2 separate regions of the Homo sapiens genome follow, and region 2 is linked to region 1. The links are chromatin contacts, found by Hi-C or POLR2A ChIA-PET in ENCODE. All regions are on one chromosome and are shown on one strand. The core of a region is the stretch at or near the end of the contact, and the rest is flanking DNA. Distances in the headings are between cores, read along the strand shown.

Region 1 (3,870 bases), core at 1,203-3,702:
TAGGACAGAATGTTTGCTGAATCAATGAGTGAGCCTCTGTCCCAGTCTCTGCCGCCCACTCAGCACACCACAACTGGTGCATGAAAACTGATTGCTAGTAGGCATACATGTTCCGAGCAGGGGAGAGCATATACACAACAGGAAATTTCAAATCTTCATTTCTGTCTCTACTGGCATTTATCATTGAGACCATGCAAAGAAACCTTATTTTATTTAAAAGTGCAATGTTGAAGAGTGGCATTGAATAAGATGATTAAATAAGTAACATGGCACCTGTGAGTGTAATTAGCTCTAGCAATAGAGACCAAGACTGGCTAGATTATTTGCCAGAGAAATACTACTACTTGGTTTTCGTCTGCCTGGCAACAGACTGACATTGTACAATCCTTCTCCCATCCTGCTGCACTAATGGAGACTAAGAGCCACTCCAAGTGGGTCACCAAACAGTGGACTGGATGAAAATGTTGAAGGCAGGAATGAAATTCAGTCTTTTTCTTTTTTTTCCCTCCACTACAAATCACTGTAATTTGGAGAGGGGATTTGCAGTGGATTATACATGGCTCTAGGGCCACAGAGGGTACCTTCTCTTTTATTCCCCTGACACACTTCATCCTACAATTCTCCATTTTTCCTTAGCAGGGGAAGAATATTGCACTGGTTCTTTGGGGGATGAATACTAGAGATACTCGAAAAGTATGCAGCTTAATCCTGCGAGGGGTCCTTTAGAGTCGGAAAATTGATGGTCCAAGATTTGAAGTTCTCCTTGGGCCAAAACCCAGCTCCATCTCTAAGGGTGAGGGCAGAAGGGAGAAGCAGGCCTACAAAAAAATGGTATTTGTACTTCCCTCCTATTCTCAAAAGAAAGTGGTCTTAATTAAACATGAGTGATTCTTGACAGGGTAAAGAAATCTTAAGAAACTAAGAACTCAAAGAGTTGAAGAAGAGAGAGCAGTCTTGCTGTACTCAGAGTGTGTGCCTGAGTGTACCTGCACGTGCACGGGTGGGGAGTGGAGGGACAGGTTTCCCACTTTACTTGAATCTGGACTCTCCTCTCTAAGGCTGACTGACATGTTTCCCTGCTTCCATCCCTTCCTTTCAAATTCAATCACCTCACCATGTTACCAGCCCAGATCTTACCGTTGGACTGTGCTGACAAGTGATAAGTGTGTCCCTGTTGCCTCCAGGGACTGAGACCCCTGCAGAGCCCAGACAGGATCCCAGGAAGCCTGAGGGAATGGCAGGGACTGAGACAAAGGGCAAGCTGGTGCCTGGTTTCCAGGAAGCAGCTACAACCTGGAGCCAGCTTATGGCAGGATGGTGAGTCCAGTGACATCAAACCCTCCGATTTTTCCAAGAGATGCCAGAAAGGTACTGACTTTTAAAACTTTATAAGAATTAAACAAAACAAGTACGTAGGGTTTAAAAAAAAAAAAAAAAAGGTCATCTCATGGCCACCAGCTTGCAAGCTCCAGCCTACAAGATAAAGCTTAAGTCCTTAAGCATGACCTCCAAAGTCCTTTATGGTCTTGTCTGCCCCTGTTGTAGTTCCAGAACTACTCAGTCCTTTGTCCCCAAAGCCCCAACCCACACCTCTCCCTGAGTGTCAGCTCAAGCTAGTATGTAGGATTGAAAAGGACAGTACAGATTTGTCTTGACATGGAGTTCACATTTCACATAGCAAACTAGCTATTTATGCTTAGAATGCTTATTTAGGGTAGCTTTGAAGGGTGTTGAGGAGATTATGGGAGGGCACCAAACCCCCCGACTCTGGTTTCCTCTAACAAGAACGTTCTTCTATGCTCTTGGCCACCTTGCAAAATTGTATCTGTTCTTCAAAACTCAGGTTGAGCGTCCCTGGAGACTTTACTGACTCCAGAAAGAATCGCTCTCTTTCCCCCTCCCTGCTCCATCCACCCCCCTCCCCGCTCCATCCACCCCCTCCCCCCACACCTTGCATACATTTTTCACTATTATATGTGTGGTAATGTGCTGTATTATTGCTCCCACGTCTGCTCCCCTGCGGACTGTGAACTGTCGAGTTTGAGGACTGCGTCTCATCCTCAGGGCTTTGTTCCCAGAGCCCTCCCTCTGCTTCTGTATTCCGACACGGAGTCATCTATCACACTTCTGCGAACACACCAGACATCCAATAGCTGCTTGTTGTAATGAAACCAAAAGGAGAACTGAGAATTCACGTTGCCAGACTCCTGATTCACAACTTTCCTGTAGAACGCACCTCGCCCGCCACCTGCCTAACCCACTTACGTAACCCAGTTTGGCGTTTCCTATGTCTCACTGGGCCTGCGAGGTTGTGCGGCGGCCCCACCTGCTGCGGAGCTGGGGGACTGCCGCGGGGGAGCAGGTGGACCGCAGAGCGCAATTACGCAGAGCCGTGTCTGGCCAGATTGGGAGCGGGAACAGCTTCGTCAGACTGCCTGGGTGCAGCACCTGGGCTGTGAGAAAGGCGAGAAGGGAAGGATGAGCCATATCACCGCGCTTGCGGAGGACGTGGCGCTGGAGCGTGGGCAGGGTCTGCGGGGTGCAGCCAGAGGGATTGGCGCAGCTCCCTGAGAACCACCTGGGTTTCTGGGTAGGAGGAGTCCTGGGAAAGACCTTGCATGGGTGGATGAAACAATCTTCTATTTGTGGTGGACGCCAAGGGGAGTGTTCGGAGACGCCCAGGCATGTGGGCAGGGGAGGGTGGCTGCAACGCCTTCGGCACCTGGGGTTCTTGCACCAGCTGGACCAAACCATGGACCGAGAGACAGATGGTCCTTCATCTCCCAGTGCCTGTCCAGGTGAGCATACGAGGCAGCGATTCTGACCCTGCGTTTGGTCTGCCTCCTGGACTCGAATGGAGCCACACATGTCCACGGGAAGAAAACGGGGTTGCCCCAAACAGTGTTCCCTGGAACCACAGGCCCAGGCAAATTTCCGTTGAGGCAGTGAGAAGTATTTGGAAAATAAATGCACCCTTTACCAGAGAAGGGACCTCATCATCTTTGACATTTTGAAACCCTGGGGGGAATGTCTTTGGTGCCAGGACTTGCCTTGCATTATTTCAGTTAATCTCACGCCACCTCCCGGGGTAGGTATCATTTTAAATCATCAGAGACCTCATGTTTGCCCCCAGAGCAGGCACCAGCTGCTGCTGGTAAGATCCACACACGGTCCCCCACCCCTTGCCCCATGCCAGTTTTCTTTTGGTGGGCTTGCATTAATCCAAGCTTCTATGTGGTGACCTGGGAGAGAGGAGCAGGCTAGGTGATGGGGAGAAGGTGGTGATGGAATGCTATGTTTCCCCCCTCTAAGGGCTTCCACCAGCTGGAGTATGGCCAGGAATACAAGGGCATGACGCTGATAGGATTCTTCAAGTATGAGTCAAGGACTCCAGGGCTGGGCAGACTTGCTTGCTGCATTTGGAGTGGAGGAGACTATTCTTCTTGTCTGCATAGAAACAGCCCTGCTCTGGTGCCCATAGGACAGGGAGCTTTGAATGAATCCCAAAACAACAACCTTGCCTGGTTTTGGCAATGCAATGACAAGCACTCCTTGTGGCCCTGCAGAAACAAGGTGGGTGGAGGTGGGGAACAGGTGCAGGAGAGTCAACGGGAGTGATGTGATGGAGCAGACGACTGCAGCTAACAGACTGGCTCTGCGCACAGGAGACACTCTTTTGAGACTCAGAACAAATAGGGGACACTGTGAAGAGGGTTTCTGGAAGCCAGGCTGGGGAGGGTGTAGCTTTGGTAACTATAATTTGTCATTAAAAATGAGTGTGTCATATTACAGACACAGGCCCACGAGGTCACTTGGTCACCTGGATCACACCACCGTAATGAAGATAAAAAAACAGATTCAGAGAAATTA
Region 2 (3,815 bases), core at 1,086-3,585, 450 kb before region 1:
TTTTAAAAAGAAGCATTATTACTAGAGTACACATTTTCAAATGATTGTGATAACTGCATTTCAATGTAATTGATAACCTTTGTAGTCCTGTATATTTTATTTTATAAACTTAAAAACGTCCTTTTTTTTTTCTTTTTTTTGAGACAGAGTTTCGCTGTTGTTACCCAGGCTAGAGTGCAACGATGTAATGAATCTCAGCTCACCGCAACCTCCATCTCCCGGGTTCAAGCGATTCTCCTGCCTCAGCCTCCTAAGTAGCTGGGATTACAGGCATGCGCCACCACGCCCAGCAAATTTTGTATTTTTAGTAGAGACGGGGTTTCTCCATGTTGGTCAGGCTGGTCTTGAACTCCCGACCTCAGCTGATCCGCCTGCCTCGGCCTCCCAAAGTGCTGGGATTACAGGCATGAGCCACTGTGCCCGGCCAAAAACATCATTCTAAGGAGTCCACAGCTTCACCAGACCACCAAAGGGACCCAAGCACAGGACAGATGTAAAGGGAGAGTGTGGTGTGGGGCGATTCCCCTATGGGCTCTTCCTTGCCAGATGGACTCCAAGCTTGCCACTGGGAGAAACCAAGACCTACCTGTAAAGCGGGAGGCTGCTGTGCCCCGCTTTGCTCACTGCTCACGGAGATGCTGGGGTCTGAAGGCCCATCTGGTGCTGACACTAGCACAGAATAATGAGAAAGTTTCTGAGAGAGGTGGACCCATCCTCTTCCCCATCCCCATCTTCCCTCCATCCCCATCCCCCAACTTCCCATCCCTGTGCCCTCCCCTTCCTGAATTAGGAGTCTAACTGAACATAGAAACTGGTCTCTCCTTTTCATCTAGAGAATTCTGAATGCAAAAGTCTTGCTGCAGCAGCCCGTCCCAGCGGGATGAAGAGAAAGCAGACAGAGAGAGCAGCTACACTCTCCCCATCTGGAATGTGGAGTGGAAGGATGTGCTGTGGGCCAAGTGAATGCAGCAGACAGTGACTCAGGCCATCTGGCTGGTGACCCGCCCAAGGTGGCTGGCTGTCTGGTGGGGAGCCCCCTGCATCATGTGCCCCAGGCTGTGATGGGGAGAGCTGGCAGGAGCCTAGGAGTGGGACTCTGAGATGACCCAGTATGCATCAGACAACAGTGCCCTGGAGAGACCCTCAAAGGTCTCTTGAGCCCACACAAGGGGACCCTCCCAGAGAGAGAGTTTGACTGTCAGGACAGCTGCATGACTTACATAAAGGCACCTTTCCCCTAGTCCTTTCCCCTCCCTTCCCGACAACGCCAGAGGGGAAACAGCAGAGAGAGGGCTGGGCGTGGTGGCTCATGCCTGTAATCCCAGCACTTTGGGAGGCTGAGACGGATGGATCACCTGAGGCCAGGAATTCGAGACCAGCCTGGCCAACATGGTGAAACCCCATCTCTACTAAAAAATACAAAAATTAGCCATCACCTGTAATCCTAGCTACTTGGGTGGCTGAGGCAGGAGAATAGCTTGAACCCAGGAAGCAGAGGTTGCAGTGACACGAGATTGTGCCATTGCACTCCAACCTGGGTAACAGAGTGAGACTCTGTCTCAAGAAAAAAAAAAAAAAAGAAGAAGAAAAGAAAAGAAAAAGAAAAAGAAACTGCAGAGAGAGAGGAGAAGAGGAGTAAAATGCAGAAAGAGCAAACAGCCCACCTTCCAGAACAGGGACTGCAAGCCTGGCCTTAGGTGGACGGGAAAAGCCTTTAAACGAATATAAAATTAATCTTTGCCTTCACTTACTGAAATTTTCATACCTGAGATGGAGTCTTAATGACCAGAATGAAGTTTCTCTTAAAACTGAGTGACTAAAAGGCTGTCTGTTCAGCACAAGGAGTAAGGAAGGGGACAAAAGTTTGGAGATTTGGAGCCAGAGGTTGAAAAAAGTATTTCATGGTGTACACCAAACAATTTAGACTAGTCTTGTGTAATATTTATCCATTTGATCTCTGTCTTTTTAAAAACACATAACCACTCACTTTTTTCTTTTTTTTTTTTTTACTTTATCTGAGTCACATACATTTTTACGGTTTCATTTTTTTAAAAACATGTAACTTTTTAATCCAACTGGAATTGATTTTGCCATGCTGTGGCGGAACAGGGACATGGCTTTTACCCTGAGGTTAGGATTGCAATGTGTCCAGGAAAGCCCTGGATTGTCACTGCATGCCTACCTGGGGGGTTTCAGTGAAGAGTCACTGACATTCCTCTTGAAACTTGCAGGGCTCTGCTTGATCATCATCAGGCAGGCTACTGCTCAGGCCCTGGGGAAGGAGAGGAAAGCACAGCAGCTGAGTCACCGGGAGGGAGACACTCATGTGTATAGGGAATCTGTACCCAGAGCTGCGAGGGAACGTGCTTCCTGGCTCTGGGCCACACAGGCTGAACGGCAGTGGGAGGCTGACTGCCTTAGGTGGCTGAAGCAGAATGCTGAGGAATAGGATGGATTTGCTGACGTTTCTTGGAGGATCCGAAGTAGCTTTCACTGTTCCGCTCTCTCCCACTCTGCAGCGCCGCAGGGACTCCTCACCACCTCTGTTGTCCCTGTTCAGCCAAATACTCCATCTAATCCTCCTATCTCTGCCTGTCTTCCAGGCCGCTATCTTTTCTTTCATTTTCCTTTTCAAACTTGAATCTGTTTTCCTCCCTTTCATTTGCTTATCTATTGCTTTCTCCTTGTTTTTTCTTATTACCTTTTTTCCCCTCAAAATTGAAGGGATACTGAGAATTCCCCCCCAATCCCCCCCTCTTTTTTTTTAAAAAACAGGATCTCTCTCTGTTGCCCAGGCTGCAGTGCAGTGGTGCAACCAGAGCTCATTTGCTGCCTCAACCTCCCAGGCTCCAGCAAGCCTCCCACCTCAGCCTCCTGAGTAGCTATGACTGCAGGCATTCACCACTATGCCCAGTGAATTTTTTATTTTTTAATGTTTTTGTAGAGATGGGGTCTTGCTATGTTGCTCAGGCTGGTCTTGAATTTCTTGCCTCAAGTGATCCTCCAGCCTCTGCCTCCCAATGTGCTGGGATTACAGGCATAAGCCGCAGTGCCCAGACATTTCTTCCCATTAAATTAAATTAATTAATTAATTTAGAGACAGGGTCTGGCTCTGTTGCCCAGGCTGGGGTGCGGTGGCACAATCAGAGCTCACTACATTTGCAATCTCTGGGGCTCAAGCAATCCTCCCGCCTCAGCCTCCTGAGTAGCTGGAACTACAAGCATGCACCATCATGCTTAGCTAATTTTTGTACTTTTTGTAGAGACAGGATCTTGCTATGTTGCCCAGGCCAGTCCCAAACTCCTTGGCTCAAGTGATCCTCCTGTCTCAGCCTCCCAGAGTGCTGGGATTACAGGGATGGACCACCATGCCCAGTCATTTTTTCCTATTTTAAATCAACTCTACATATTACTTTTAAATTATCACATATTTAAAATTTGTATTTCACACATACAAGAGAATATATTATAAAATAAAATGACCTCATGTAATTGACACCGAAAAGAAATAAAACATTACCATCTTCCCCCTCCTTCCACAGATTACTAGTCCCTTGAATTTTCTTGCATATTAATTTTTGCAGGAGGCAATGATTTCTTTTTTTTTTTTGAGACAGAGTCTTTCTCTGTCACTCAGGCTGGAGTGCAGTGGTGCGATGTTGGCTCACTGCAACCTGCATCTCGGCTCACTGCAACCTCTGCCTCTGGGGTTCAAGTGATTCTCCTGCCTCAGTCTCCTGAGTAGCTGGGATTACAGGTGCATGCCACCGCATCTGGCTAATTATTGTATTTTTAATAGAGATGGGGTTTCACTA

The links. A loop is a pair of places that touch in the nucleus more often than their neighbours do. ChIA-PET counts read pairs that join two places held with the same protein, here RNA polymerase II (POLR2A). Pooled maps may share reads with other maps.
Region 2: a map of PC-9 shows a loop between it and region 1 (2.7-fold over the local background). The contact joins two enhancer-like sites. A Hi-C loop is called at or near these places in 1 of 168 maps with a recorded cell type or tissue (PC-9) and 2 of 50 pooled maps. POLR2A ChIA-PET finds 5 or more read pairs at or near these places in 1 of 52 experiments (activated CD4-positive, alpha-beta T cell).

The regions. Positions count from the first base shown.
Region 1 is chr6:4,280,438-4,284,307 of GRCh38, reverse strand. No RefSeq gene overlaps it. Among named protein-coding and RNA genes, the nearest start is that of ECI2-DT, 150 kb to the right of the region's middle. Within about 2 kb of position 2,452, at least 5 of the 41 ENCODE cell types and tissues checked have a DNase peak (open chromatin) inside an H3K27ac peak, as active enhancers do.
Region 2 is chr6:4,731,616-4,735,430 of GRCh38, reverse strand. It overlaps a transcript of CDYL not described here. Among named protein-coding and RNA genes, the nearest start is that of CDYL-AS1, 42 kb to the left of the region's middle. RefSeq lists a silencer at 256-454 and enhancers at 1,635-2,524, 2,525-3,415. Within about 2 kb of position 2,335, at least 5 of the 41 ENCODE cell types and tissues checked have a DNase peak (open chromatin) inside an H3K27ac peak, as active enhancers do.